Linked DNA regions of Mus musculus: all the other regions are linked to region 3. Evidence: chromatin loops called from intact Hi-C (ENCODE). Cell type or tissue: gastrocnemius. All regions are shown on one strand. Links, peaks and the distances in the headings refer to the core of each region. The heading gives the core; the rest is flanking DNA.

Region 1 (10,492 bases), core at 1,294-9,293, 340 kb after region 3:
TGGTTTCAAGGCCAGTCACCTGGTTATGTCTCCTGCCGAGTTACACTGATAGGAAGAGGAGTGTTTGCGTTGTGGTAAAATCTGCCTTTTCTCTGAAACATATTCTCTGAATTATCAATAGGGATTGAGACTTTTAATTCTACGCTGGGGTTAAAATGCCAGAATTATGTGCTCTGTCTTGGCGTCTGGCTAGAGGAATATGAATACAAGGCTGTCTTTATCTTTTAGATTTGTCAGTGGTGCAGGCGCTTCTTAACGAGTTTTAATAGTGTGCCCTTTAAAAAAGAAGCAAAATTGGGACACAGAAAAAGAAGCAAGTGTCAAAAAGAAAAAAAAAAGAAAAAGAAAAGAAAGGAACCCCCCCCCCCCCCAAAAAAAAAAAGAAAAAGAAAAGAAAAGAAAGGAAACCCCGGACAGAGGTGAAGTCAGCTATCTAATTTTAAACGAATCGACCAAATATTCTTTAACTCTGCATGTGACAATTAAAATTAGGGGTTGGTAGCTGCAACCACCACTGGTAGGGCTTTGGTAAAATACCTTTTCCTGCTCTATCTCTCTGAGTTATGGCAGGCCAAGTCAGCCCCAGCCAGCAGCAGAGTTTACTCTCCGGAAATCCGAGCAGAGCTGCAGAGGGGAAAGGTCTAGACAAAGGCCCTCACTGAGCAGCTCCAGCATGGTGGACTGTGGTGGTTCACAGAGTTACGGTGATATGTCTTTAAGATAGAAAATTGAGTCATTTAAAAACTAAGCTGGCCCTACAGCACCGGCCCTGCCTCAGTGATGCATGGGCTTCCTGCCAGTACCTGTACATAAGGACCTATTGTTTACTTGCGTTAATTACAGCGCTGGGATGAAAGAAGGCAGTGGGGCAACTTTCCCTGTTGCCATTGTTTGGGAAGAGACGTGAGCTCAGAATAATAGGCTGGAGACAGCCAATTCACCCCAACTGCTCCAGTTTTGACAAGTGCCAATCGTGAAGGACAACAATGGGGCCATTTCCAAGAGAAGATCCAACTTCACCCTATTGTCATGATTTGGGGGGGGGGGAGCTCTCGAAGGATACAAAATTAGTTTTGAAAATTTAAGAGGTTACCCACAGGTCCTCTCAGCAACACACTCGAGTTTCTCAAACAATACAGAAAAATCGCTGTCCTTGGTCCCCACGCCTGGTTCTACTGACCCAGTGAGTCTGGGTAAGATGGGGTTTCTAGGAATCACGCTGGTGAACGCAGTGGTGGAGCTGAATCACTTGTTAATAGATGTTCGCAGACACTCTTGGGGACTCCAAGGCCTCCTGGGGTGGGGAGGAAAGGTGGCTGGGCCCCAGGTTCCCTGTCCGGATTCCAGAGGCACAGCGGGAAGGGAAGCGGGACACTCCTGGGAGCGGTAAAGTGTGGTGGGGTCCAATGGTGGTTCAGGGGTGTGGCGGCCGGTGCACCGGTGATGGCAGCCTCGAACCTGCGCCGTCCGAGGCCGCACTCCACCCGGCCCGCGGCGGCGGCCCGCTCTCGATTCCTTTAGTTTCCAATGGAGCGGCGTCTGGACGCCCCGCCCCGGCTCGGCCCCTCCCGGCGGCGCACGCGCAGAGCGACTCGGACTGGCGGGGACTACTTTCCCCGGCCCGCCCGCGCCCCGCCCCTCGTCCTCGCGCGGCGGAACGCTCCGCGCGGAGCGGCAGCGGCAGGATACACGGTGCCGCGCCGCTTATAAATCGCTCCTTGTGCGGCGCCATCTTAAGCCCTCGCTCGGTGGCGGCCGCGTCAGCTCGTGTCCTGTGAAGCCCGCGGCCCGGGGAGGCGGAGACGGAGCACGGTGGGCGCCGAGCCGTCAGTGCAGGAGGCCGAGGCCGAGCGGGCGGCCGCGAGTGAGCAGCGCGCGGGCCTGAGGTGCGGCGCCGCGGCGGGCCGGCTCGCGCCGCGCCAGCGGGAAACTTCGCGGGCCGGGTGGCGGCGGGAGGCCGCGGGGACGCGCGGGCTGGGGCCGGGGCCGGGCGGGCGCGCGCCGGGAGCCCGGATGGACGGCTGGCCGCCGTGGGGGGTGGGGACCGCGGTTCGCGTCCGGGCTGGGGCCGCCGCGGGGGCGGGGTGGGCGGGGGCCTCGCCTCCGTGGCCCGCGGAGCCGGGGGGACGCGAGACCTGGCGCTCGTCCCCTCTGTCCCTCGTGGAGCACGCACAGACAAATTTTTTTTTCTCCCTGCAACGACCTGACTGTGAGTTTGAATCCAAACAACTTTAAGCCGTGGAGTCGCCAAACTTGGATGCAGCGGGCGGGATGCGTCAGGAGCGTGTTCTCGGAGGGTGGCTTCTTGGACTCGCGTGGGGTTGGTGGCTGCGGGGCCGAGGTCCTGGCGGGAATTTGGGACCGTGGACGAGTCACCGGCCACTCCTGGTGTTGGAGGCGGGGGGGGGGGGAGGTGCGCGGGATCCGAAACCTGGGCTTGGGGGAGGGGGACTTGCCCTTAGCCAGTAAGTGTGGGGTCCGCTCCAAGTGTTTCTCCCCAGCGCGTTTGCTTTCTGAGCGAGACGGAGTGGCCGGAGCGCGGACCGCCAGGGCGTGGGAGCCTGGCGACTTGTTCTGAGTGTTGTTTGGGGGACCAGACTTGGAACCGACGCTCCCAAGTTCGGTACCCCAGGCCCGCTCCGGTGAGCCCGCTGGCTGCGGGGCAGCTTTGTCTCGGGCTCGGGTCTCCAGACATCTGTGGGCTCCCCTCCCCCGCGCCCCCCGCAGCCCCCCTCCCGGGGCCTGAGCTCTGAATGGAGAGCGGCTGGGCTGCTGGTATGCGGAGGTCGGCGAGAGGAAATCGAGGAGTGGTTTTAGTGAAACGAGAGCTTTGTGCCATGAATAATGGTGGCTTAGACCAGACAGCAAGCTGAGGAGACGGCAGCTTTGCCTTTGATAAAGTCTGCCTCATGTTTTTCACATGGCCAAGTTGTGAAGCGTTTTGTCTGGGATTTAGGAAGCCATTTCGCTATTTACTTGAGGTTTGCAGATGTCTCAGTGCAGTCTCTCCTCGTCCCGGGAAAGAGCTTGCTTTCTTGGTTCTAATTTAATGTTGCTTAAGCTTGTGGCCTTTGTATTTCGGTTTTGTATGTCCGGCTCAAACTTTGAGTTAAGGCCCGCAGTTACATTTAGTTCACTTTCACCTTAAACATTCAGAAATCCCCGAAATTAAAATGAAGTGCCTCCAAGGTTTGTTTGAGAACGCCCTTTCACAGCGGACAACATTGTTGATGGTACTGGGGATAGTCATTCTGTGACCTACCTAACCTTTGTCCTCAAGGCCGAGTCTGGACAAGGCCTTTAGTGGTGGCAAGGAAGTTGGAAACTTGCAGATGTTTCTCTACAACAAACCCTCCCAGGCTGAAGTCCTTAATTAAGGAAGCAGGCTATCTGGAAAGCTTAGCTTGCCTGGGACAGAGTCCTGGGCCTCACAGTCTGTAAAAAGACTATCTTCAGATAGGGAAACATTTAATCGAATGCAGGCGTGAAGAAATAGAGTTTAACTGTCATGTGATCATTTCTCATAGTCTAGAGCAGTGCTTCTCAGTCAGTCTTCCTGATGTTGTGACCTGTTAAAATAGTTTCTCAACTGTTATGGTGACCCCAACCGTAAAACTTTCCTTGCTACTTCACAACTGACTTTGCTACTGTTGTGAACCATAATGTAAATGTTTTCCCACGGTCTTAGGTGACCCCTGTGAAAGGGTTGTTGAACCCCCAGATTGAGAACACTAGTTTAGAGACTGTATATTGGGTATCTATGTCTCCAGCTTGAAGGGAAGTATCTACTGCTGTAGTGACGATGGGACTAGAGACTGTGAGTGAAGCCTTAGCTCACGAGTCTCAGAATCCCAGAATCCCACCGCCAAGGTGGAGGATGGGGAACTTTCTTAGTCGGAGTGTATTTTGAAATGTGTGCTCAGGAAAACTGGTGGAGCCCTTTTGCAAATAAACTCAGGGCAGAGCATGGACAAGAGCCTGTGCACACTGCAGGTGGCGAGTGGAGTGGAGTGGTATATTTACAGTCGTTTGTTGCTGTACTTCTAAGCAGGAAGTGGACAGTGAAAGTAGATGGAGTCAACTGAAATATCAGTGCTGAGGTGAGGTGAGGTGAGGCCAGGTCGTGGTCTCTGCCCATCACCTAGTGGTAAATTTTTAGTGTCCTTGGCCAGAAGCAAACCCGAGGGACAAACTCCTGAAACGGTGTTCACAAACTCGTAAAAACCTTGCAAACGTACAAACATTTTAACTCCATTTTCTTTTGTTGTTTTGTGGCCCCTGTCAACTCCTTTTTATTTAAAACAATCTCACTGAAGACATCTTCATGCCACAGAGAGTAAAGTAGATGAGCAGCTACAGTTCTGAGGCCTGTGGAGGCAGCCTCTGTCCTGAGAGGACGCAGCTTGAGGAATGTTAGGCAGCCCTGCGATGCTTGCTCTTCAGCAACACCGGTCATGGTGTGGTTCCTAGGTTAGCTACAAGTTTTATAAAAGGAAAAGTGTTTTGTGTCAATTGAAAGTGAATCAGAACTTTCCGGAGAAAGGTCTTTTTTTCCTCTGTTTACCTAAGAAATCTTCCTTTGTATTTAATGTAAAATCAAGCTTCCCTTGACTAAGAACCCTGATTTTTCTGCTGGGGTATAATTCTGGAAGAAAGCATCTAATCTTCCATGGGGAGAAGGCCTTTAAAGGAAGTAGGCAGTCCTGCTAGGACTTAGTTGTGTCTCTTAAGACACATTTCCCAGTTTCAATTGAGACGGCAGTGCTCTAGTCATGCCGAGCGCCCTCCGGTGGACAGAACACAGGTCACTTTTCCTCGATCTCTGCAAGTTTGTGTGGAATGGATCCTGGTTACTCTGTAAGGAGAACCAGTCGTACAGTACTCAGTACAGTTAAAAGACTGGCCTGGGAGGGTAGGAGCGTCTGTGAGAGAACAGGTGGTCTAGGGCACATCTGCTTACAGTGTGAGACACCAAATGCTCAGGCTTCTCGGAGTAAAGGATGACGAATAGAGGTGAAATTCTTAAGTTCCCAGTGAAGATCTGTCACTGTAAAACACAAGTGTATTTCCCTCGGGTGAAGTCAGAGCAGTACTGGTAGTGGGAAGGTTTTCTGCTGCACACTCAGAGTGCTTTCGTTCTTATAGACCTTCATTTCCACCCCTGTAGTGACGTTCAGTCCCTTCTGAAAATACCATTTCAAATCAGCCAGGATAATAGAGTGAAGCATATTCTGAATTAGTTTTTGAAGTGAAATGGTCAGTTTATGAAGGATTCTTGAGAGTTTAAATTTTGTTTTTGGATTCTGCTTTTCAGAAACAAGCTAAAATCAAATGTAGAGATGGCGATCCATTTAGCCTTCAGAACTCATGGAAACATGAATAGAAATTTCTTGCTTTAAGGGAGCATTGTCACATTTGAATGTGACTTTAAGAATTACTTCTCTTATTTTTTAAAATAATTGTATCATTTCCCCTTCCATTCCTCCGGACCTGCCCATATACCCTTGCTCTCATTCAAATTCATGGCCTCTTGTAAATCATTGTTACGTATGTGCGCGTGTGTGGCACACACGCGCGCACACACCCACACCTCTAACTACAACCTATTTGGTTTATATGTTTTTAGAGCTGACCATTTGGTATTGGATAACAATTGTACTATTTTCTAGGGAAGACTCTCAGCATTTCTTAGTTGCCTGTAGTTCCTTGTGTCTCACGGTCTGCCCCTCTACTCATCTGAACTGACAATGCTCCCTTCAAATACGGGAGACTACAAAAACCCCACTAGTAGGCAGGAAAAGCCCTCTTTTGAAATGTTGCCAGGTCTGTCCACTAGACTCCAGAACATAGCTAATAGCCTATTGCTGTTACCCTTGGTTGCCCCCAAGAAGTAGAAGGTAAGTCCCTGTTTATACCAAGGCCTAGAGGATGCTCTCTACCTGATTACTAGTTCTCTTGGAACCAGAAGACACAGCACAAGCCTCCAAAGGAGGGAGGCAACCAACAGTCCTTTGCAGCTTATGATGCCTTCAAACCACAACCATGACAAACGTGGCATGATAAACCCTAAGGGTGCAGTAATGGGATTGCATATTTCGGGGTAACCATTTCTAGTTGGATATAGAACCAGTTCAACAAGGGGGAAATGCCTGGTGCTGGAAACCTGGCCAACTACCCAGGGCTAGTGAACCCATGGGTCTTGGTGGAGAAGTAGCTTAAGTCCAGCTCTACATGGTCTTAAATGTCCAGACTCAACGTGCTAGGTGAATGTTACAGAAGCCCCACAGATGCTGTGTGCATAGTCTGTCAGTTCACCGGCTCCTTTAAACCATTTCCATAGTTTCACTTAGAAGGCTCTAAGCTGAGTGTAGTATTAGGCTAGTCCCAAACTTAGAAACAGTGCTGAGGTGGAGGTCAGGTGAGTGTTTTATTTTAGCAGAGCATTGTTCTTGATCAATTTATGTTTGTGTGGAAGTGGTCTTTGTTTATGTGGCAGAGTTTGGCTGAACTTGATACAGCCAGCTGGTATTCAAAAGCATCATCGAAGCCTGATGTGGCTCGCTCTGCAAGTCACAGCAAAAGGCTGAGGCAGGAGGACAGCCTGCAGTACAGAATGAGACCATGTCAAAACAAACAACAAAAGTATGTCTGAATACAGCGCTGTAGCTGTGATAACCATGTGCACAACATGGGTCTGTACATCTGTCCTAGAACACTCACCTGTCCCACAGTCCTGTGTCTCTTCTGCAGCTGCTGTAAAGGTGCTGAGACTATGCAACACTGCACCTAGCTAGGGTCTTGTAGTATTCCAGGGTCTTTTCTGGTTGTGGTTTATCAGCGTTGGTTCAGAAGGCTATGCGTTTCCACTTCCTACCATGCAGTGCCATAAGAAAGCCATGACCATCTAGAGCAGCGCTTCTCAACCTTCCCAATGCTGTGACCTTTTAACATAGCTCTTTATGTTGTAGTGTCCCCAAACATAAAAGTATTTTGTCACTACTTCATACTGTAGTTTTGCTAATGGTATGAATTGTAAGTATCTGTTTTTGGATGGTCTTGAGTGGTCCCTGTGAAAGTGTCATTGGACACTAAAGGGGTCACGACCCCCAGGATGAGAACCACTGGTCTAGATTCTGTTGGAAGCTGCCTCAAGCACTTCCCATTTTTTCTTCTGGTTTTATTTGGGATTTAACTCAGTTTTCGCATTGATAGTCTTTTTAAAAATTGATCTATAACAGATATATTAACAGTTTTAAAGAGGCTGTGATTTATAACCTTTATTCCATGTTAAGTCCTCCCATCAGAGACCTTATCTGGAGTCAGTGGATTTGATTGCTGCTGGTTGGTTGGAAGGGGAAGGAAGAGTACAAAAGATGGAGTTGGGACTAACTTAAAAATGTGTAGTATCAGACTTTCCAATAGCTGAAGAGATGGGTGCTGTGTACCCATAAGTGAATATATGCTTATGGGCGTTAGTCACATAAAACATAAGGAATGGAGTTCACTGCGAGATGTCTTGGAAGTGCAGTTTGAGGATCTCATATTTAGGTTGGAGTAAGAATTTGTTACAGGGTGGTGGCTGCAAATGGTCTCCAACATTTCCTTAATACAGATTAAGCAGGTGAAGAGCTGTGCCCCCTTCCAGAACTAGAGCGGCAAGGGCTCAGGAATGAGTTCCCTCATGGTTTGGATGTACTGTTGTAAACAAGTGTACACCACAGGGTTTCTTGAATGGTTTTTAAACACTGTTGACCCACTGTAGTGGGTTTGACTTATTGCTGCTTGCATTAAAATGTTAATTTTGGTCCCCAAAACTGCTTATTGTGTCTGCGTGGAAGACACTGAGGGATCCTGCCCCCAGTTAGTCTGATTGGTAAATTAAGATGCCAGTAGCCAATGGCTGGGTAGGAGAGACAGAGGCAGAACTTGAGAACTCCCTGGGCTTGGGAGGAAGGAGGAGGTCCGCCATGGCAGGAGTATTTTAGGTTTTTACTTAGCCAAATTGTGACTCCATGCCTGATAACTATCTGCTAGAGGCCTTTATTACCTACCTTTAGTTGTGTTGTTACATTTCCTGGGTCCTAAAGTTCTGGACATTGTCTGATTCTGTTCTTGTCTAGGAAATTGCAGTTGAAATCTAGGAATACAAGAAGAGCTGCAGACACTCTGGAGGGCAAAAAGTGGTGGTGTTAATGCTGGAGGCAATTTTACCTACCACCATGGAGGCTGACTGAGTAAGGGTGCTGTAATCACTTAACAGAAGAAAAGTGGTCTTCTGAGGGGGTGCTTAGAGATTGCCTGTGTGCTGAAAGGCTTGGGTTTTTCCTTAATTGCCATTGTGTCACAGTTCATATTTCTCTCTGAAATTTCTATGAAGACTGGTTACCTACCCTTTTCTCTTCAACTAGAGGCACAGTTGGAACCCATGACCTGATCCATTGCATCAAGGGTCCATTTTGACAGTAAGGGGCATATTGCTTTCTTGACAACTGTCACTCTTGTCACTCTGCCTCGGCAGGGATAACCTATTGCCATCCTTTTGCCGCTGATCACCAGCAAGCCTGTCAAGGTGTCTGTAGCAGTTTCTTGTGACTTTTAGTTGAGGTGTGGCCTCTTCTTACATACTTCTGGCCACTGGACTCAAGGGTCTTGTAACTTGGCATTGATCATTGTGTCAGACTCCAAACTTTGATGATGCCTTCAAATTATACATCGCCCTGCAGATGGTCTATATTTCAGGTTTCTGCCTGGAACTCTTCATCAGCACTGGATTCACTGTCTTGATCTCCTTTAGACCAGTCATAATTCCTTGTAATACACATTTAGAATTGTGTCAACTCGTGTGGTCTGGCCTATGAATTGTTTCCTGGTAGTGTGGGTTCTGTTGGGTAATTCTAGAACATAAACGATTCATGGCATTGTTTGCACTGTGTAGTTCAGCTACCCTGTCCCCAGCACGACTTTGTGATGACATCTTGTTTTATGTTCTTACAAAAGGTTGTTTATAGGGTTGTGTTTGGGATTTTGATCTTATAGTTCCTTGACTCCTCTAGTAATACTGTTTTCTCCTTCAGTTCAGCCCCACAGTCCTGTTGTTACATACTCAGAACTTTGCCTTCCTCATCTCATTCCAAGCACCCAGCCTCCCAATCCTCTAGCGAAGACTCAGTTTATGGGGCCGTATGGTGTCACAGGCTTCCCTGCTCCTCAGTCTGTGGACCCCACAGCCTGCCCCTTGCGACTTCATGCCCAGTGCTGCCTCTGCTTCTTCACCTTCCTTGTGGTGCTTCACTTCACTCTTCTCCCCTCTGACCCACACCACTTCCTCCATCCCCACTTAGCTTTGTTCTTGCTTTGTCATTGCTAAGAATAGTGAATTGGAAGAACTCCCTTGGATGGATGATCATTGTGGATGTGGCCAGAACAAGAGCATCATTGCTCATCCTTCTCCCTCCTGTTCTTCAATGCTTCTCTGAGACCTGCCTGGCTCTTGCTGTCTGCATATGGACATGATGTGACTTAAAGCACTAATGATTTTTTTTAAGTCCACCCAAACCCCCAACTCATGTCAGTGGCCACCATGTTTCATGGCTTAGGCCCCCTTTAAGATATTGTAGCATCAGCCCAGTTCCTACAATTGCTTGGAACTTGACTTAAGAGTCTACTATACCTGGGCAAGCTTTCTACACTCTTAGCCTTGGCAGCTCCTTGGCTGTTTCCTTTCTCTGACCTATCTATGTTGCATGTCTGAGGTGAATGAAGGGCTAGTCATTGATCCTCCCTGTCTGGTTCCTACTCACCCAGGATCCAGCTTTAAATAGATACTCTGATTTGCAAATCTAGCCTTGATTTCTCTCCTGTAAATTCTTGATTTTTCTCCATAGTGCATGAGTGCTGGAAGACACCCCAAGCAGTGAGTTGGAAGCTGACCCCACCTGCTCCCATTCCCAACTCACTGTTAGAGCTGAGCTGTTCTCTCTCCTTTCATAACGTGCTCAAATTCTCTGCAAGTCTTACCCACTTTTCTCTCAGGTATATTCATCATTTTCTTGCTGTAGCTCTACCACCTTATTATGGGGCTTTCTGGCTGCTGAGGCCTTGTGGTTGATGCCTTTGTTCCCCTTAAATGGACTCAGTGCCCTAGCCAGAGGTGGTACATCAGCTGCACCAATAGCATGACCTCCTGTGCTGACCGTCCTGTCTTCCCTGGGTCTCCTTCAGACTGAGGAAACACTATGGGCTCACATCATTCCTTCCCCTTGTCACCTGTTTACCCTGTTTTGAAAAAAGTACCAAACCACCCTCCCTTATTTGTTTGAAAATGGCCTGTCAAGTAGTCTGTATTGCTCTCTTGCCCTCACAGGCCTTCCTGCTCTCTGTATCTGAACTGGATGGGCAGCGACTTTGAGATCCCTTGCCCTTTGTTTGCTTTCAGCCAATGCTCCTGACAAGGAGATCTACAAATACCTCACTGTTGAGCCATCCTCCAGTT
Region 2 (10,492 bases), core at 1,678-9,677, 89 kb after region 3:
TTTCTCTTTCCAGGGTACAGAAATCAGGTTGTCAGACTTGGTGGCAAGCTCCTGCAGAGTCATCTCACAGCCCTAAGATTAGCTTATTTTGCTAACTATTGGTTTCAGATGGTAATTGTCACAGTTCTGTATCAGGGTTAAACTTGCTTTGTGAAATGGCTTGGGAATTTTCATGTATTCTGAAATAATTGTTCTAGTGGGAATAATCATTTCTTAAAATTTAACTCTATCATATTCTTGAGTTTGTTTCCTTGTTGTTTTTTTTTTTTCCTGGTAAGTCATCTGAGTCCAGGTTTGGACAGATTTTTTTTTTCTACATTTTGAGCCAATTTTGGTCATTTATACTTTCCTCAGAAATGACAGGTTTCCTGTCCGCTCATTTTTCTCCAGGCAGATAGATGCATGTTAAATTCCCTCGAGCATTGGGGTTAAAGGTCAAGTACAGGGTCACCGTAGCTGCCCTGTAGCAGAGACTAGAAGGCTTAGCTGACTTATTAAGAGCACTCTATAAGTGGCTTCATCCAGCAGGTCCAAATGTTTAACTTCCTCTGCAGCCCCAGGGGCCACCGCATCCCGTGGAGCCGACTAGCTAGAATTGACCTTCCAGTGGCTGCCTAACCTCAGCACCTGCCTCCCCTGACTACCAACCTCTGGGAAAGCGGGGGGGGGGGGGGGGGGGGGGGGGGGAGTGACAAGGAGACAGATCAGGTGCATGCAGGAGCAACCTGCTGTGGGAGAGAAACGCTTCCCTTCTCACCTCCACCCCCAGCTCGGCCACTTTTGATGTGACCTTGTGAATGGCCTCCTGGACTGCAGTTACAGGCGACACAAGAGACTCTGAGGCCACCCTGGATTTATGTTTCTATCACCACACTCCACAAGAAGTAAGCTCGGCCCGACCATTTATCACCGTGGGCTCTGTCTCTCTCTAAGAGAAGAGGGTGTAACTGCATGAGAAATAGTGTCTGATACCCAACTCAGGACAGACCAAGAGGCCTCTGTTCCCCATATATCTGCCAGAGGTCTCGATGGGTGCAACAGCCTACGTCACACTCTTGCCCTGGAGAAATGACACATGAGCTTGGTGAGGTTTGAGGTATCAGGGTGTTGTGAGGACAGAGATGAAGACGGCATGGGAGGAAAATGGGTGGGGAGGAGCTGCCTCTGGAAGGCAGGGTACATGGTGGTGGCTCTAGTGACAGGTCAGGTGGCATTAAAGGCAGTACTCTTTCAGTCAGCATGGCCCTCCCTCCTCAGCAGGTTCTCAGAGGCTGTGTGGCTCAAACAGTAGACATTCATTTCTCAAGGTTTCAGAGCCAGCAGACAGAAAAGAGACTAGTGAATTCAGTTCAGGTTCCCATCACACACACACACGCACACACACACACACACACACACTCACAAGCACACACACATACGCACGCACACATGCAGATACGCACGCGTGCGCGCGCACACACACACATACACACAGCTTTAGTTTTTTAAAATGGGCTCAAGGATTGAACTAAAAACCTCACCCTTGCCTTGATCGAGTGTATTACCTCCACACCCCCAGAGCTCTGAAGCCCCAAATCTGAATGAGACCCCTGACATCCAGCCAACTGTAAAGCTCATTTGAATGTTCTTCCATGTCTTGCTGTAGGATTTATTCTCAATAATTAGATGATTTTTTTAAGATTTATTTATTTATTATATGTAAGTACACTGTAGCTGTCTTCAGACGCACCAGAAGAGGGCATCAGATCTCTGTTACAGGTGGTTTCACATGTGGTTGCTGGGATTTGAACTTCGAACCTTTGGAAGAGCAGTCAGGTGCTCTTACCCCCTGAGCCATCTCACCAGCCCAATTAGATGATTTTTTAAAAGCTAGTCATAAATTATCATTACTCATCACTATTTTAAAAGTTTTATTCCGCCGGGCATGGTGGCGCATGCCTTTAATCCCAGCACTTGGGAGGCAGAGGCAGGCGGATTTCTGCGTTCGAGGCCAGCCTGGTCTACAAAGTGAGTTCCAGGACAGCCAGAGCTACACAGAAAAACCCTGCCTCGAAAAACCAAAAAAGTTTTGTTCCATCTTTCTTAGTTTTCTTTCAAAGAAAGAAAAATGAGGAAGGATAGGGGAAGGAGGAAGGGAGGGAGGGAGAGAAACTTCTATTATCAGCAAGGAAGGGAAGGGAAGGGAAGGGAAGGGAAGGGAAGGGAAGGGAAGGGAAGGGAAGGGAAGGGAAGGGAAGGGAAGGGAAGGGAAGGGAGAAGCCCCCTTCTTGAGATCAGGTATTTGGTCACAGTGACAAAAACGGGGAGCTAATTCGTCAATATTTACCAATTGGACACATTTATGATTTAAAGGGTATTCATTCACACAATGACACTTATAACTGTGAAGGCAATCACAAAAAAATTATGGAAATTTCTTTTATTCACATGCGCCATGAGAAAGGATAGTTTCTGGGCCCTCGGCCTGGCATTTTGGTGAGGGCTTTGGACTGTCCAGCTATTTGCAGACGAAGACTTAACCTGGCCTGGCATTTTGGTGAGGGCTTTGGACTACCCAGCTATTTGCAGATGAAGACTTAACCTGGCCTGGCATTTTGGTGAGGGCTTTGGACTGTCCAGCTATTTGCAGACGAAGACTTAACCTGGCCCGGCATTTTGGTGAGGGCTTTGGACTACCCAGCTATTTGCAGACGAAGACTTAACCTGGCCTGGCATTTTGGTGAGGGCTTTGGACTGTCCAGCTATTTGCAAACGAAGACTTAACCTGGCCCGGCATTTTGGTGAGGGCTTTGGACTACCCAGCTATTTGCAGACGAAGACTTAACCTGGCCTGGCATTTTGGTGAGGGCTTTGGACTACCCAGCTATTTGCAGACGAAGACTTAACCTGGCCTGGCATTTTGGTGAGGGCTTTGGACTACCCAGCTATTTGCGGACGAAGACTTAACCTGGCCTGGCATTTTGGTGAGGGCTTTGGACTACCCAGCTATTTGCAGACGAAGACTTAACCTGGCCTGGCATTTTGGTGAGGGCTTTGGACTGTCCAGCTATTTGCAGACGAAGACTTAACCTGGCCTGGCATTTTGGTGAGGGCTTTGGACTACCCAGCTATTTGCGGACGAAGACTTAACCTGGCCTGGCATTTTGGTGAGGGCTTTGGACTACCCAGCTATTTGCAGACGAAGACTTAACCTGGCCTGGCATTTTGGTGAGGGCTTTGGACTACCCAGCTATTTGCGGACGAAGACTTAACCTGGCCTGGCATTTTGGTGAGGGCTTTGGACTACCCAGCTATTTGCGGACGAAGACTTAACCTGGCCTGGCATTTTGGTGAGGGCTTTGGACTGTCCAGCTATTTGCAGACGAAGACTTAACCTGGCCTGGCATTTTGGTGAGGGCTTTGGACTACCCAGCTATTTGCGGACGAAGACTTAACCACTTCCTCGATTTCGAACGACATTGTCCGCCTGTGAATGAAATAAGGACTGCAGTGCTTTGTCTAAGGAACTCAACAGTTTAATGCATTAGGGCACGGAGATTACAGCTTCTGCAGAAAGGGGCAAGGGCTTGCTGGGGCAGAGGGGGAGAGGGAGATGGAGAGGGAGAGGGAGATGGAGAGCGGGCTTCATTGAGCATTCTGCTCAGGCAAGACCCATTATCCAGGGAGTGGATGATCCCGTTTGGGGATTTTTCATGCCTCTGGCTTCTCCTCCCTTCTCATATCTGCCCTTTGGCCACATTATAGATCAAATTAGCATGTCTTTGACGGGATAGACGGGGAAGGGACAGGTAAAATTTGAATTGGTCAATTTCAGAGCTTGTTCACGGCTCTAATTCGTGAGATCAGAACCAAAAGCCAACATGGGGCTTTGAATCATCACTGGATTATATTTAATCTATAAAGACTCCCCTTCCATTACTGAAGAAATGGAGTCTGGGGGTGGGGGTGGGGGGACCCACTACATGTCACATGGATGTCAGGGTTTGGCCAGAATCTCAAGCATATATGTGACAGGCTAGGGCTTTATGGATGGTCGTCAGAGGGCGGATGAGAGATAGGATGGTTTCTCCTGACTTTAGAGAGAGCTGAGGGAAGAGAAAAATCCTTTTGTTTCAGAGGTAAGTCTCTTACCTTTGTGCCAGACTGTATCCAGCAGGTTATGTGGAGGCAGTGCAGTGATGGGGAGGGGCAGGGAGCTGACTTTCTCAGCAATGGTAGAGGGAGCTGGCACACTGTCTCCACAGTCGCAGGCAAGTGAAGCAACTCAGGGAGACATTCACCAGCAGGGCGAGGTCACACAGAGGCGAGAGCCCAGGCATCTGTGGCCAAACTGATTCCCAGCCAGCTTTTCTGAAGACCCCAACCACCACTGCACAGATGCTGAAGGCCCCAACCACCACTACACAGATGCTGAAGGCCCCAACCACCACTGCACAGATGCTGAAGGCCCCAACCACCACTACACAGATGCTGAAGGCAGAGGAAGCCGCTCCACTACCTCTGCTCTCCGCAACCCCACTGACCGGTTCATGCCTGCTCCTGAGAGCTCAAGACTGAGGGGAGAGCCAGGAGGGACAAGAAACTCTACAGTGTCATTAGGATCTGGATTGTGGCCAGAGCTCAAGATCCTAAATTAACCCTAGAACGACCGTAGCCCTCATAGGAACTGGGCAATGGCGCTCAGTGGAACTTACTTTATGGTAGAGAAACAAGGGGTTTCCTTGCTGTTCCTGGTAGGCTGTGGTCACTGAAATCCCAAACTGTAAACATTCCTGACCACACAGGCAGCTTTGAGAACCACAAACTGTGTCTGAAGAAGCGAGCCACAGGTAGAAGGCCTCCAAGGACAAGCAGGTAGCAAGAAGCCACGGTCAGTGAGCCATGATGGCCCCACACCTTGGCTGCCCAGAGGCAGCTCCTCTCTCTCGTCTGCAGAGGAAGCTCCAGTTTCACAGAAACACCCGATGCTTACACCTGATCTCACACTGGGAATTTACAGTAGTGAATAGGGGAATGAGTAGGGGAGAGTTTGCATTTGAATCTGTTAGGGCTAGGTTGGGGTGAGATTTACAGCTAGGTCTCTTAAGAGAGGGCTTGGTTACATCTGCATCTCAAACAACAGCGTGGGAATTAGGTCCAGGTCTCTTAACACTTGGTGGTGGGGTGTGGGGGGAGGTGGTGGTGTTACATCTGGGTCTTGAACACTGAGGGTTGACGTCCAGATCTCAAACTCTGGGGACTCACTTCTGAGGCTCCTCTCCATCCAAATCAGCATCCAGTGTGGTACCTAGCTGCTCTAGCCACCAGGAACATCCTCCACCCAGGCTTCCTCCATCCTCCTGGCTCCCTCTCCGGTTCCTCCCTGTGGCTTCAGAGGAAGCAGAGCAGCTGAACACACACACACACAGCTCAGCACCATCTGGGACGGGGAACCCCTGCGATACAGGGGTGGTGTGGGGACAACTGCGTGGTGGGGGAAGTGCCTGGTCCGCTTAGAGGCCCACTCTCCCTTTAAAGGATACACAAAGCCCCCGCCGCCCCCTCACGCCAGGGTCTGGGTTGAGTTTTTCCTTGACAGAGCCCATCCCTTTGAGGCTGGCTGGCTGAGCAGTGTTGACACAGCCGTCTCTGGATGCGTTCCGGGAAAGCAGGCCTGAGCATGTGAGACGAATTTTCTCTGCACTGTGCGGTTTCCAATGTGTCAGAAAAACAAACTAGGAGAAGTCTACTTGGATCGTGTGAGTGTGTGGACCCCTCCTCCCCGCTTCATTCCTCCCATAGTGGAAAAAAAAAAAAAAAACTAAAAGGCTGCCTTCCAGCGTCTGGTTCCTGACTCTGGAGGGATGGTGTACAAGCGGAGGACTTCCAAGCCACACAATGCGGGTCCATGTGACGCTTCTGTGTTCGTGTGGAGGGTGGAGGCTACCTCTACATCAGGGCATGGAGGCCGGATCAGCCTCATGCCCTTTTGCTTCCAGGCCCTTGACTGCCCCTCCTCCACCCAAACCTCCAGTCCTCGTTCCCAAAATAATTGGCCACAGGAAACTGCACTGAGGAGGAGCCTCTGCAGTGAATTACTTCCCGGCACCCTGCCGGGATGCAGAAGGCTGGCTGTCCCGGCTGCAAGTCACTAGCTGGGGCCATGCAGGGGGCGGGGCCTGGGACGGGGGCGGCATCTACACACACTGCTCTTCACTTCCCTCCAGCGGTTCCTGTAGAAGCAGGCAGTAGTAGAGGCTTGGCCCTTCTGTGCCTTCTCCATGCTCGGGAGAGATGCTCACTGGGGACCCAGCCTTGAAGTTTGCAGCCAGTGGGGATTCCTGGTTCCTCGCGCGCGCACACACACCACACACACACACACACACACACACACACACACACACACACACACACACGCTTGCGTGCACGTCTGTGCTCAGCGCTTTCATCTTTGTACTCAGTCAGGGATCCCAGTACCACCCACGTTTAGGCTGGGTAGTACCACCTCAAGTAAATAATCTAGAAACTTCTTCACAGAAGTTCAGAGGGGTTTGTCTGAAGGTGGTTCTTGACGCCATCAGGCTGGCAGGCTGTGTGAGCCACAGCACACCCTCAGGTTGCTTCCTGCCACAGTAGCGAGAAGAGTAACAAAACAGCCTACTTTCTCAGAAGCGAGAGAGCCATCTGCCCACAGAGCAATAGATTCACTCCCCTCCTGGGTAGAGGGATGCTTTACTGATGCAAAGAGGAAAAGTGGGGACGGTCACCACAGGCGCAGGCCAGCTGGTGCCTCTCACATCCTTAGCTCTGTGGCAGAGGCCACAGGCGGAACACAGAGGTTGATTTTGAAGGCGAGAGCCGAGACATAGCTCCAGATTCTCCCTCAAATCTGTGTCTGAGACATTCTTGTTCCTCGGAGTTCCTAGGCCCCTTCGCTTGGGGGCTATCCCAGACATGCTTTACATGTCACCCTTCTGAAGGGCCGTGGGCATTTATGTTTGTTTTCATTGAGTGTGTACTTTGTCCAGGTATGGGGTCAGACACTTGCAGTCTTGTTGGCTTCAACTCTACAACAATCAGCTAACTTTTTTTTTATTCCTTTCTATCTAATGCAGATCTCCACGGATTTGCATGTAAATAAGCAATTATGTATGCGTGTGACTGTAGATAGATGAATATTCATAGATAGGAAAATACTCCATCTCTAGACTGTACCAACTCTGTATATGGTACCAGCAGAAACACGCACGCATTCTCCAGAATACAACCTTCCCTGCTTTCTCACGAGTAAGATGATATTGGAGACTTGTGGTCAGAACAGCACACACTCCATTTATAAACAGGTTAGCCCTAGGCAGCTAGAGCCGCAAGGACACTCTGGGAAACAGCATGCACGGCTATATCTGCACACGCAGGAGAGTTGCCTGGAAAGCTGTGGAGCCCTGTCTGCTGGGGCCCAGCTTCAGTTTCTGATTCAGTCAGTATGTAGTGGCGGACCTTGATAGCTTCCATTTCTGTGAGTTCCCAAGTGAGGCTGCTGCTGTCTTGGGAACAACTGTGAAGGGTCCCAACCAACCAACACAAGAAGTTGGACTTCCTCTACCAACTCCACCTCTCATCGGCCGAAAGCTGTTGGCTCCATTTCTTGTTCCTAGATGCCAGCCGTGTGAGGTTCTGCAGAGAGTAAGCTGGCATTCACACAATGGCAAGCCTGTGCTGTCAGGGCAGGTGGGAGCGAACTGTGGATACCCAAACCCCTGAAGAAATGTTGCATCCTTCATACCAACAAGAGAGAGAGACTTAAAACACAGCAGCACAGGAAAGAAAACGGCAAGAATCTCAGTTGCTTTTGCACTCACAACTCAGATGGTTCTCCTCCCCTCTCTGAGTGCCCTGCACTCTGTCAACTTCACCCAGATCTCTCTAAGAGGCCCTTAGTTGTTGCTCTTGATTAAAAGTGCTGACTCTTCACCTGGACCAAAAGGGCGGAGCCTGCCATCTCTGCCTTCATTCCCTGTCTGTGTCCCTGGCTTTGGTTCAGAGCTCTGCCTGACTCAGCACAGGAATGCCTGTGTCTGCCTACCTAGCATAGTTCAGCCTGCTTCCAGGACTAAAAAACAAGGATAAGTCACTGTCCTAACCTGGATCTATATCTACCCTGGATTCTAAGAACAGAAACCCCAGGAGAAGGCAGCTATCCAGGAGTCAAAGCCAAGGCCACACCCTGGATGATCATCTTCTAGAGCCACAGCTGGCATGGTGATCATCAGGGTCACGCCTGGCCCAGGGCTACACACCTTTTCTCCTCTTCTTCCTCTACTTAAAGCTCATGTCACCCTAAAGACGGAATTGGGGTGATCTCAAAGAAGGACTTGGAGTCACCCCAAAGATAGGCCTGGGGTCACCCCAAAGAAGGACCTGGGTCACCCCAAAGAAGGGCCTGGGGTCACTCTAAAGAAGGACCTGGAGTCACCCCAAAGAAGGACCTAGAATCTCCCCAAAGAAGGACTTGGGTTCTCCCCAAAGATGGACCTGGAGTCAACCCAAAGATGAACCTGGAGTCAACCCAAAGAAGGACTTGGGGTGACCCCAAGGATGGGCCTGGAGTCACCCCAAAGATGGACCTGGAGTCAACCCAAAGAAGGACCTGGGGTGACCACAAAGATGGACCTGGGGTCCACTGGACCTTTGTATCTGTTCTCCCTATTCATTCACATTGCTCAAATTCTGCTTTTCTCCTACACTCTCCTCTTTGGCTGGTAAATGGGGTCAAGTGGCCCAGGCTAGCTCCTTGAGGGTGCCAGAAGCACCAGGTTTGCTCTGAAAGTCCAGCTATATCACACCCATCATGTCCTTTCAAACAACACCCAGCAGAGCTCCAAGAAGTGGCAGTGTTCAGCTCTGCCACCATGCCCAGTCCCCTCACACACACTACAGTGCTACATCACTGAGGCCCGTGCTGTCCCTACCACTCTCCAGGTTCCCTGGAAGGGCATCCCATGTGGCCCTCGGGCTGCTGTTCCAAGGCAGCTGGCTCAGTGCCTTCCTTTCCTCCCTTGGCAGATGGATCAAGCATTAATGAGGTACTTCGTCTCAATCAAAGAGGCTGTAAGAATAAGCATTTTCTTTTAACGGTTATACAGCTAAAATAATAAGCTGCCCATCTTCTCACGTGGGGTAGGATGATGTATTAGAGCAGAGAGGAGTGTCTTCCTGCCTCCTTCCCTTCCCTGGAGCTGGTGGGGGGGGGTGATTTAAATCACATAGAAATTATCTTTTACAAATGTAGGAGACTCTCACAAGTATGCAGTCCAGTATGGCAGCTAGAAAAGCCACCAAGGACAAGGCTCCCCCTGGGTCACCCGTTCCACTGTTTTATGTTTTCAAGTCTGGAACTTGTCCTTATGACCCAAGATGATGATCAAAGCCCTGTCATCATGTAGACATCCAAAGAATCAAAAGGTGGGGGGCAGACCCTTGAGGACTGGGCTTTCTTGTTCAGAAGCCTTCAATAGCCCTTAGGCTTGTCTTGAAGACTTTCTTCCCACTTTTAAGCTCCAGGTCCCAGAACACTTGGATCCAGTTGTGGGCAGGTGTCATGACATCCCCACTCCCACAAAAAGGGGTAAAATTAAGGGGCCAAAGTTTGTACACTAATAAAGACAGTGGAAGGTTCTGCACCCAGACAGCCTGACCCATAAAGGTTCCTGCCCTGGCTTCCCTCAAGGATGGACTATGATTGGGACATGAAGGCCAAACAAGCCCTTCCCTCCCCAAGCTGCTTTTGATTATGGTCTTTTTCATAGCAACAAAAAGCCAACCAGGACATCTGGTTACAGATGCAAATATGACCAGCTGCTTCAATGCGCTCCATTGTGACTTCTGCAGTGAGGAATTGTAGCCTTGAACTGTGAGCCGAAATAAACCCATTCCCAATTTAAAAAAAAAAAAAAAAAGTGGGAGACAAAAGGAAAAGCCTGATGTTGGAGACCTTTGACCCAAATCTCATGGGTTAACTGATCTGATATTCTCTTACCCAGAATTTACAAACACATTCAGAAGGAGCTGCAAAGGGAGCTGGGAAATGTAGTCTTTAGTTTGGGAAAGAATGCTCCAGCTAGAACAATGGGATTATTAAAGGTGATGTGGAAGAAAATATACCTCAGTGTCTGTAACAATTTCTTTTTGTTGTTGTCTTAAAGGTCTTTTACTCTTACTTTATGTGTATGGGTGTTTGCATGCGAGTATGTCTGTGTACCGTGTACCTGGTACCCGTGGAGGTCAGAAGAGGACATCAGATCCCCTGTTGCTATAGTTACAGACAATTGTGAGCTGCCATGTGGGTGCTGGGAGTTGAACTCAGGTCTATCAGCACCCAGTGCTCTTACTGTGTGAGCCACCTCTCCAGTCCCAGCAACTTGAATAAGTTGCAGTAGTTACTGTTCCTGCTGTTGGAGCATATGCAGGAAAAGCAATTGGAGGGAGAAAGGACTTGTTCTGACCAGAGTTCAAC
Region 3 (10,492 bases), core at 1,026-9,025:
AGACCCCTAGAAACGAAGCCCAGCATGGAGTTCTTTGTTCTTTCACCTTCAGCCTGAGAGAACGATGACCACTGGGTGACCCACCCAGGCACCTGACTCATTGTGTAAGGGACCAAGAATGTTTGCCAAAGATAGCCTGTAACCTTTCCGTGAGAGATGAGCTGTAATTCGTCATCCCCATTCTTATGTTTACTCAGCTTCCCCATTCTTTGTGGTCTTATCCTCCCCTCACTTTGCGGTTTATTCTTTAAAAACCCTCGACTGCAACTGCTGGGGGTCGATCTCCTCTGCCCCTGTGCGGGTTACAAGCTCGGCCTCAGCATGTTGCTTCCCGAATAAACCTCATGCGATATTGCATCAAGAATGGTTTCTCTCAAGTTCTTGGGGTGTCAGCTCATCCCGGGACTTGAGCGAGGGTCTCCCCAGAAATGGGGATCTTTCACTACATAGGCAATTGTCTACAGTCAAGAACTGCACCAGGTGAGAGGAGTAGGGTATAAAATAAAATAAAATAAAATAAAATAAAATAAAATAAAATGAGTAAAAACACAAACAAATAACCCACCACCACCACCACCACCACCACTAACAACAATGAAAGAAAGGAGATGCTAGATATACAAGTAACATGAGAGAGATCAAGAGAGAAGGAAAGTGGATTTTGGAGCTCTCCCAGGGACAGAAGGGAATCGGGAGATGTCCAGCTTCCTCTCTGACCCCTACAGGAGACATCCTTAGTTCTGGTTACATCAAGTTCTCCTCCCTCTCTGTATTATCTGTCCTTGGTGCACCAATCTGTTCACATGTCAATTTGTGTCTGTTTTTGTTTCATTGTCTGAATCACTGTTGTTCTACGTTTCCTGTTGAAAAGAAAAAATGGTTAAAACTTCATCTGCTGGCTATCCATCTCTTGATTCAGTCTCAGTTTGCACAGCGGAGGCTGATTTAAGTTGCCCTGCACCCTGTGTGTTGCCAGGAGTCAAGCACAGCAGGAGAGGCCCTACTGAAAAGCTGCTTTTAAAGGGGGCCAGCAGCTTCTTAAGTTCTAAAGCAAATAAGCTGGTAGTTGTTTTTTTTTTTTTTTCCTAGAAAGACCTCTGCAGTTGTGACTATTGGATTCAGCAAATGACAAGGTGCCTTTTCTCTTGAAATTATAGCTAGCAAAAGTAAAAATTCTTTGTTTGGTCTAAATTTATAAGATTTGCATAGCCACTTCGATTGGTTTCCGACTGGTCTTAAAGGTATAAATATGCTCTGCATGTCTTGGTCATAGAGTATTGGCTTATAAGTTATTGGGTATGATCAAAAAAGTGTAACATTGGTAACAAGAAAGTTAGCTTAAAACTGGTAACTCAAGGTTGGAGTCATTTTAAACAACAACACATGACATGAACCAGCCCAGGAAACCAGGCCTCTAAAGATACTTCTAAATTGGGATAAATTTTTATGTAATTCTTATCCTAGAAACAAGACTTAGAAGGGATAAGATTTAAAACAAAGTCTCTTTAATGAAGCATTACAAGTTGCACTGTCATGTATTCATATATAAATTGTCAGCCAAACTTTGTAACATAAAAGTGATGCTTTTGATATTGATTTTAAAGAGAATGGATTGTTTAAAATTGGGATTTGCTTTCCAGAAGTTATGGTTATGCTCTAGTATTGCAAGAGAAACTTAAAAATTATGGTTAAATTGCCAGTGTTCCATTGGCTGCAGTTTGTAGTTTGAATGCAAGCTCAGGGTTCTTAAATCACCAAAATGTTGTAATTAGGATGATTGCTAGAGTAATAAAAGTTAAAAACAGCTCTGACCCATATGGGCCTGCTACTCCTTCTACACAACCTTTATTGGATACAGTGGTAGAAGCAAAATTTAACCCCCCAAGTTTGGAAAAGAGATCTCAGTGAGAATTTATTTGTTATCAAACAGGCTCCCGATGGACTAGGAGTTTGTGGGTAGGCTACTAAAAAGAGCGAGTAGAATTTTCAGAGACCCTCAAGCAGGGGTTCCTTTTGTTACACAATTGTCTTATGAGAGTGCTAATGCAGCTTGCTGCGGCCATCCAGCCATACAAAGCAAGACAGACTTATCTAGATATTTGTGCAGATCTTTGTGCAGAAATTGGACCCTCGTATAATCAGGGTTTGGCTATGGTTGCTGCCTTGCAGGGGACTACAGTACAAGCAATGCTTTCATAGCGCCAAGGTTATAAGGAATATTTTAAGTATAAATCATCTTAGGAAAGACTGTCCAAAAATTAGAGGCATAGACAGACAGTAGAATTGCTCCCCTGGAACCTGTCCTCACTGCAGGAGGGGTTATCAATATGCTCAGACTAAGAAATATTTACATTTGAGATAATGCAAAGCTCAGAGCAGCTTCAGCCAGGCTTGTGTGGCATTTCTTTTATTTTGCAAACCCTGCTTAGGGAAGTTTTGGGGGCCTCACCTCGCCTCCACCTCCAGGAATTATTTTTAAGCCAAAACAACATTATTACAGACCAATCCAGGTGTTGTTCAAAATAAAGTTTAAACTTACGATTTATGAAAGGTCATTGAGGCTGTGTAACTTCTGAAGGCATTGCAATCCGGCCTGCCTACTCCATGTAGAATTATGAATTTGGAAGGTTGTTTTTTTCCCTCTGTATCCTGATAATTATAAAGGGTTTGCTTCTAGGGAGCTTGTAATCACTGGAAAGTTTTGCGTCTAGGAATGGCGAATAGCCTTACATTATATTTTTAAAAAAATTGCCTAGAAGCTAGGACTGTGAATCTTTCAGTGTATATTGTTTATTATATGGAGAATATTTATTAGCTGATCACTCTGGTGGGATGTTACTACAAACCTTTGCTCTTATACAACGAGCTTTAAAGTTTGGGGGAATAGTTGTTGCTCCAGAAAAGATTCAGAAGAAATATCTTTCTCAATACTTGGGGCCTCAGTTATATCCTAGAAAAATTGTGGTACAGAAAATTCAAGAAAGAAAAGATGATTTGCTTACTTCAAATTATTTTCATAAGGCTCCAGGAGATGTTAATTGGCTAAGACCTCACCTTCAGCTCCCCACAGGAGGACTTAAGCCTTTGTGGGATGTTGTCAAGGGAGATGCAAATTAACTGGTGAGAGGCAGGATAGCTTTGCAGAAAGTAGAGGAAGATTCTGTTATCAATTGTTAGCTGCTTATTCTAGTTATTGTTACTCAATGTGCCCACAGCAATTCTTTGGCAAAAGAGAGCATTAATGTGGATTCACCTTTCTTCACCTCCAAGTAAAGTTTTAAAATCCTATTATGAAGCCATTGTGGGGTTAATAAAGAATTGTAGGATAGAATCATGAAAATATTTTGGAGAGAATGTCTTAAAAAACCCGATGAGACATCTATTCCTTGTTTCAAATAGCAATTAAATTGGTTATTAAAGAATATTGAGGGCTGGTGAGATGGCTCAGTGGGTAAGAGCACCCGACTGCTCTTCCGAAGGTCAGGAGTTCAAATCCCAGCAACCACATGGTGGCTCACAACCATCTTCATAACGAGATCTGACTCCCTCTTCTGGAGTGTCTGAGGACAGCTACAGTTTACTTACATATAATAAATAAATAAATAAATCTTTAAAAAAAAAAGAATATTGATATTTGGCCTACTGCATAGCAAACTTTTTAGGTAAAATTGGCAATCATTATCCAAAAGACAAGTTGTTAAATTTTTCTTGTATGCATGCTTTTGTAGTCCCTGTAAATGTATGCATGTATCCCATAAAGAATGTATCTACTGTATTTATAAACAGCCCTTCTGTGGGAGAGAAGTATACGTGATTGGGTCACATGTTTATTCTCATGATTTTCGAGTTTCCCTCTACTTCAGCACAGATAATTGAACTACGTGCTATAGTCAGTGTTTTCAAAGTGTTGAAAACTCAAGCTTTTAATTTGTATACTGATTATGTGTATATATATATATATATATATATATATATATATATATATATATATGGGCTTACAATTGCTTGAAATTGTTCCTTTTTTTAGATACTGCTAATTCTCAAAGTTTGCAATTGTTTATGCATATACAACTCAAGTTAAGAGAAAGTACTGTTCCTTTAAAGGACTGCCTTTGGACATTTAAGAACTCATCCTGGACTGCCTGGACAAGACCCCTGAAGGCAGTGCCACAGCAGATTTGTACCCCAGGCAGATTATAAGCCTTACACAAGAACAATTGGCCATATAATCTCGTTCTTTCCTCATCAAACTAGTAATGGCTTGAGATGATAATTTGGTATTTTTGTTGAATGTGCACGTCAAATTGTAAAGACGTTCTCAGTCTCCTCAATTCCTACATGTACCACATAATGGTGTTAATTCCCAAGGACTTATACTTAATCAATTACTGCAAATAGATACTCATATTTCTGACTTTAGAAAAATAAAATATGCACATGTGACTATTGACACCTTTTCAGGCTTTCTAGATGCAACTGTTTTAACAGGAGAAGCAACTAAAACTGTAATTAGCCATTGCCTGCATTATTTTTCTATGCTTGGTGTTCCAAATCATACTAAAACAGATAATGGAACTGGCTGTTCAGTCAAGCATTTGACATGTTTTGTCAACAGTTTAATGTTACCCATATTACTGGGCTTCCTTACGATTCTCAAGGACGAGGTATTGTGGAACTTTTTCAAGTGTTCGTTTTATCCGAAAAGGCTGTGGAAGGGCCGGCAAAGTGGATGCCATGACCAACACCTGCCACTAGGTGGTGCTCAGATGCCGGCCCAGGCTGGTAATAGGAGAGTTTTTCCTAGAGATAGGGAAAACCTGTGGAGTCGCTGGCCTTGCCTCCTCCCTGGACTGGCCACAGGTCATTATGACCAACTAACACTGGGCTAAAATAGCCTCTGTCTCTAGCCCCGAGGAAGGCGTGTTACTGAAGGAAACGTCTGAGACAATCCCAAAGCAAACAGACACACAGGTGGGGTCTCGAGCAGTCCCTGACCACTAGGGATTATTTGTACATGAGAAGTCGTTTGCGGAACAGTGGCCAAATATTTGCTGAATGCTTTCCAGAGCACTGAGGACAGGAAGGTGGCCAGAGGTGTAGTGACGAGAGGTCAGTGGGCACTGGAGGAATGCAGGGGTGGGGCATGGGGGAAGGGAGAAACAGTGTGTGGAGAAGGACTTGACTGACAGGTCAGACAGCCATAGAGGAACCTGGGGCAAAGGCCTTGTGATGGGAGGGAGCAGATCGACTCCCAGCTCACCGGACTAGGAGTCGTGATGAGAGATGAGGCTGGTGCCCTTTAAGGGTTCTCAGCAAAGGAAGAAATACTCAGGAGGCACGACAAGCCTTAGACCAATCTCATACAGTGTCTCTGGAAGCAGGACCGGAGAGCGCAGAGCGGGGCCTGGCTGCCGCGGGCCCCACATTGACTTCACGGTGCTTCACTTGGAACGGCCTTGCCAGGCCCAGCCCTAGAGGTTACTGGGCCCCAGTGACTGATAGTGACCTGTAGTGCACCCAGGACTGTGCACGGTGTATACAGTCAGTCTCTGGATGTAAAAATGAACAGCCAGGGCGGTGCGTGCTTGCATACAAATGCAGAGGAGTAGGACGCTGGAATCAGAGGTGGCTCCGATGTTCTTAGCTCTGCAAGTCTTTTTGAACTCTGGCTTGGCAGTTTAAGATGTTTTAGGGATGAAGCCTGTCTCCAGAAGTACAGTGTGCGGGGGAGGGGTTAGTATCCTCAGTGTAGTTGCATGCACATGGCTGGGGCATCGGGCCAGATTCCTCTTGGGTGCATTGGCTTTAGCTTGGACACAGGAGCCTTGAGATGGAGATCCTTGGACACAGGCCCATGGAAGAGACACTGAAGTGTGGAGGAGGGCTGGATAAGCCAGCTTCCTGATAACGACCCTCAGTTCACAGACTTATGCAATTTCTCTCCTGTAAAAGCGGTTGAGGTCTCCACCTTGCAGCGTTAGTGATCGTAAGAGGCTGTGCGTGTGCAGACGCCCAGCCCAGAACTCTGCAGCCATCCTTCCAGGCTCCGACTGCATCTGCTGACCCAGGGCGAGCCGCCCGGTTCCCTCGGTTGCTCTGTGGCTCACGGCCTGCAGGGGGCAGCAGTGGGATGCAGTCTCAGCCGGGCCTCTCTCCCAGCCTGGCTGCTCGGCTTTCCCTACAGTCTGGAATTGCAAAGTTCCCTTTTGTGCCACAATGCATACTGCTTGGGTCGATTTGTTTTTAAATGGATGATGTTTGAGGTTCCTTTATGAAGGCTCTTCACATCTGGCATTCAAAGAAAATAATCAGTTAGACTATCAGCCGATAGCAGCTCGGATGAAATTTGGGCCTACTTTCCAGTCAAACAGCGCCTCCCGGCTCCACAGGCTCCTGCCCGCTCCCTCCATCTCTTCTTGTGACCTTTTATCTCTGCGGGAGCCCAGACTAGAAAGAGGGTTCTGGGAATGTGGTGTGTTTCTCATTAAGTTTCTGCCGCATAAAAGTCATGTGACTCAAAGCTCCCCCCCCCACTTCTTCACCCCACGAATCTACAATAACTCCCCATGTTTAGATTTGATTTGACTCGAGATGACTGTAAACACATAATCTCGTTGATCTGAAATTAGAAAAATCTAAAATCCAAAACCAGTTTTCAGTCGCTGGCGGTTTTTTTGGGGGGTGGGGGTGAAACAGAGGAAGACCACCCCTCCCTGCCCCCACGAAAAGAAATCAGTCCGCCAAAGCCCGAGCGGCCCCTTGTCCCGTTCCCTCCCCCTTTCTTCCCACATCTTTAAATATCTTTCTTTGAAAGGTGAAGCTATGACTGTAAGATTGTATTGCGGGGTGGCCCCAGGCTTCTGAGGGATAGAACCCGGGGGCTGGGAGGGAAGCCTTAAGGAGGGTCCACCACCTTTAACAGCTGCTCCTAGTCACTGCTTCTGTGGGAAGTGACACATTCTGACTCTAGTGGCCTGTGGCTACGAAGGTGTGTGTGTGTGTGTGTGTGTGTGTGTGTGTGTGTGTGTGTGTGTGTGTATGGTGGGGGGCGGGGGGATCATAAGTCTCAGCAACTGTTAGCGATCTCCTTTCCAGAGGTCAGGCTGGAAGCTCTGTCCTGCCCGTGAACGAATAACCACTACTTGGGGCGGCTGGTGGCCCAAAATAGACACGGAACTTCCTACCTAAGGCAAAGGCCTGTGTGGACACGAAGAGCCCCACCTGTACAGGTGAGCTTCCTAGCTGGTGCTGATGGGTGGGAGGGGCCCCGCTCACAGATGCCCTAGAGCTCAGCACAGACTGCTCCTCTCTAAGCCTCTCACCTCGATCCTGAGCAGCTGAGCACCCCCAGCCCCCGTCCCCGTCCCCGTCCCCGCCCCCATTCCTGCTTTGCCTTTAGATTGAGCTGGTCCTCAGGTGGCTGTCTCAACCCTGCCTTTTGCCTTTCCCCTGTCTTTTGTCTTTCCTCAACATCCTGGGGTAGCTCTTCACTCTTTTTCCCAGTATTTATTGTAGCCCTTGGGTTCCTGCTCTGCTCCCCTCCATTTGGGCTTCAGTTCTGGATGGTGGGGCGGAGTGTGGTCTCCAACTGCAGTTCCCAGGAGACACTGAGCAAGTCCTTCCTATCCTGTGTGCTGGTTCTTGCCTTTGTGATTGCAAGTGGATCTGAGGTCTGCGGAACTCCTTTCTGTTAGAGGATCTGTAGCCAGGGTCAGAAGACTCCTTGCTCCAAAAAGGCTTTTTTGTTGTTGTTTTTTAATTACTCTTATTTATTTATGAATTTATTTATAGATGAGTATATGATTGTCACAGTGTATCTGTAGAGTTCAAAGGTCAGTTAATAGAAGTCAGTCCTCCCCTTCCACCAAGAGGCTTCTAGGGGCCAAACAGCCTTGGCAGCAGTCTCCTTTACCTGCTGAGCCATCTTGCTGGCCCTGTTTGTTTGGAGACATAGTCTTATGTAGTTAAGGCTGGCCTCAAACTATGTAGCTGAGGAGGGTCTGAACTCCTGATCTTCCTGCCTCTGGGCTATGACTTCATCTTGTTTCCAGTGGAGTAAGACAGAGTTTTCCCCAGAGTCATAGATATTCCATTTTCTGGAACAAAATCCTGGCGACTGGCCTTGATCAATGCAGAGGAGGCCATTCCAGGACCCTAGCCCATGAGCAGGTGCAGGACTCTGTGGCTGGAGGGAAGCTCATTTTCCCACTGTTTTGGAAGCTGGAACCTGTGAGTTCCAAACAGGTCAGGTTCACCCCATTCTGAAGTCTCTCCTTTTGGTTTATAAATTGACCACGATTTTCTTGTGCCCTCCTGTGACCCCTTCTCTGTGGATCAGGAAAAAGAAACATAAGTTGTCAATGTCCCTCTCTATAGAACCCCAACATCCTCAATCAGGGTTTCACCCTTATGGCTTCGTTTAGCTTTAATTACCCTCTGCCTCCCCCAATAGGCCCATGACCGAGGAGTAAGCCAGCATGTGGGATTAGTGGAATGTAGCTCAGTCTGTAGCATCCTCCATGTCCTCTTCTCAGAGACTTTCTAGTTGCTCCCTGACAGATAAGGGAAGGACAACAATAGAACGGGCAGATCCTCCCTCTTTCCCTTTCTTCTCTCTCTCAATGTGTATGTGTCTGTGTGCATGCATGCATGTATGTGCGTGTGCGTGTGTATGATCAAAGGACAAACCCAAGTGTCATTCCTCAGAATATAAGACAGAAGGATGGACCATCTAGAGACTGCCACACCCAGGATCCATCCCATAATCAGCCTCCAAACGCTGACACCATTGCATAAGCCAGCAAAATTTTACTGAAAGGACCCTGATATAGCTGTCTCTTGTGAGGCTATGCCAGTGCCTGGCAAACACAGAAGTGGATGCTCACAGTCAGCTATTGGATGGAACACAGGGCCCCCAATGGAGGAGCTAGAGAAAGCACCCAAGGAGCTAAAGGGGTCTGCAACCCTATAGGTGGAACAACAATATTAACCAACCAGTACCCCCAGAGCTCGTGCCTCTAGCTGCATATGAAGCAGAAGATGGCCTAGTTGGCCATCATTGGGAAGAGAGACTCCTTGGTCCTGCAAACTTTATATGCCTCAGTACAGGGGAACGCCAGGGCCAAGAAGTGGGAGTGGGTGGGTAGAGGAGTGGGGGGGAGGGTATGGGGGACTTTTGAGATAGCATTTGAAATGTAAGTAAAGAAAATACCCAATTAACAAAAATTGGAAATGAAAAAAAAAAAAAGAATATAAGACAAGATCATTCACTGGAACCTGGGGTCACCAATTGGGCCAACCTGAAGGACCATGGAGCCCAGGACCAACAGAGATAGATTTCAAGCACCATCATGCCTGTCCTTTTCTCTTTTCTCTTCTCTTCTCTTCTCTTCTCTTCTCTTCTCTTCTCTTCTCTTCTCTTCTCTTCTCTTCTCTTCTCTTCTTTCCTTTCCTTTTCTCCCCCCACCCCCCTTTATTTTTTTACGTATGTATTCTGGGGATTGCACGTATGAGCTTGCTGAGCAAACTCCCAGGCCATAAGAGACCTTTATGTAAATGTGGAGCCGAGGAGGACATTGATGTGGGTGTCGGGAAGGCCAGGGGGAGAGCTGGGCCACAGTTCTGCAGGCTTCACCAGGGGGGCTGCAGTGCTATAACTCAAAGGTGGATGAGATATGATTATTTTTGAAAATCTGAAATTTTGGTTTCTTTGAAAGTGCAGAAATGGGCTGGTGAGATGGCTCAGTGGGTAAGAGCACCCGACTGCTCTTCCGAAGGTCCGGAGTTCAAATCCCAGCAACCACATGGTGGCTCACAACCATCCGTAACGAGATCTGACTCCGTCTTCTGGAGTGTCTGAAGACAGCTACAGTGTACTTACATATAACCAATAAATAAATCTTTAAAAAAAAAAAGAAAGTGCAGAAATATTATAACAATGTGCTTTTGTTTCAATCTCAGGTGTAAGGATGTGGGGCTGCTTTGGACGGTCTGTAGCAGCTGACTACGATTTGCCTCATGCTCTAACAGAGGCATAGTTTTGCCAGCTACAAGTGGAATCTCAATGTGGGACTCAAAAGTTAAGGATAAAAATGGGAAATCCAATTTCAAATGCTGTAGAGAAAAATGGCAGGGGATGAAGGCCATCCTGGTCTACAGATTGAATTCCAGGACAGCCAGGGCTACACAGAGAAACCCTGTCTTGAAAAACAACAACAAAAAAGTATTGCAGCTGATACTGCTGGGATATCTCTTGCTTTGCTCCCAAAGGGGATTTTCTGTTTTGTTTTGTTTTGTTTTTTCTTTTTCTTCTTCATATTTTCTGTTTCAAAAAAGTTGTAAGAATGTTTAAGCAGTTAAGAAAATTGCAGATGGAAATGAAGGACCTGAGAAACATACAAACAAACAAACAAAATGGCTGACAGGGTCACACTACAGTCATTTTTTAATAAACAAATCTTTTTTTTTAAAGGTTTATTTATTTTATTTATAT

The links. Peaks named below come from ENCODE experiments on the same cell type or tissue, not always from the same donor. Only the 100,000 strongest peaks of a DNase experiment are listed, where the experiment ranks them.
Region 1: a loop joins it to region 3, with 2.4 times the contacts of the local background. A loop is called at or near these places in 21 of 42 quality-filtered maps.
Region 2: it touches region 3 in a loop (11-fold over the local background); 6 of 42 quality-filtered maps call a loop at or near these places.

What each region holds. Positions count from the first base shown.
Region 1 is chr9:120,931,753-120,942,244 of GRCm38, forward strand. It overlaps Ctnnb1 (catenin (cadherin associated protein), beta 1), which reads left to right and starts at 1,648. Exons shown (of 15, transcript NM_007614.3): 1 at 1,648-1,886. In gastrocnemius, for the core only: a CTCF peak has its summit at 4,789 (motif pointing left); DNase peaks (open chromatin) are centred at 1,600, 1,975, 2,551 and 4,789; H3K4me3 peaks cover 7,732 bases; H3K27ac peaks cover 4,111 bases.
Region 2 is chr9:120,685,646-120,696,137 of GRCm38, forward strand. No RefSeq gene overlaps it. Among named protein-coding and RNA genes, the nearest start is that of Gm39458, 15 kb to the left of the region's middle. In gastrocnemius, for the core only: a CTCF peak has its summit at 6,213; DNase peaks (open chromatin) are centred at 5,463, 6,115 and 8,992; H3K4me3 peaks cover 1,328 bases; H3K27ac peaks cover 2,976 bases.
Region 3 is chr9:120,596,881-120,607,372 of GRCm38, forward strand. Gm34323 (a long non-coding RNA gene) reads left to right here and starts at 4,990. Exons shown (of 3, transcript XR_003948277.1): 1 at 4,990-5,109; 2 at 7,096-7,229. RefSeq lists an enhancer at 5,029-7,653. In gastrocnemius, for the core only: CTCF peaks have their summits at 4,757 (motif pointing right) and 6,108 (motif pointing right); DNase peaks (open chromatin) are centred at 4,768, 5,059, 5,795, 6,108 and 1 more place; H3K4me3 peaks cover 962 bases; H3K27ac peaks cover 1,104 bases.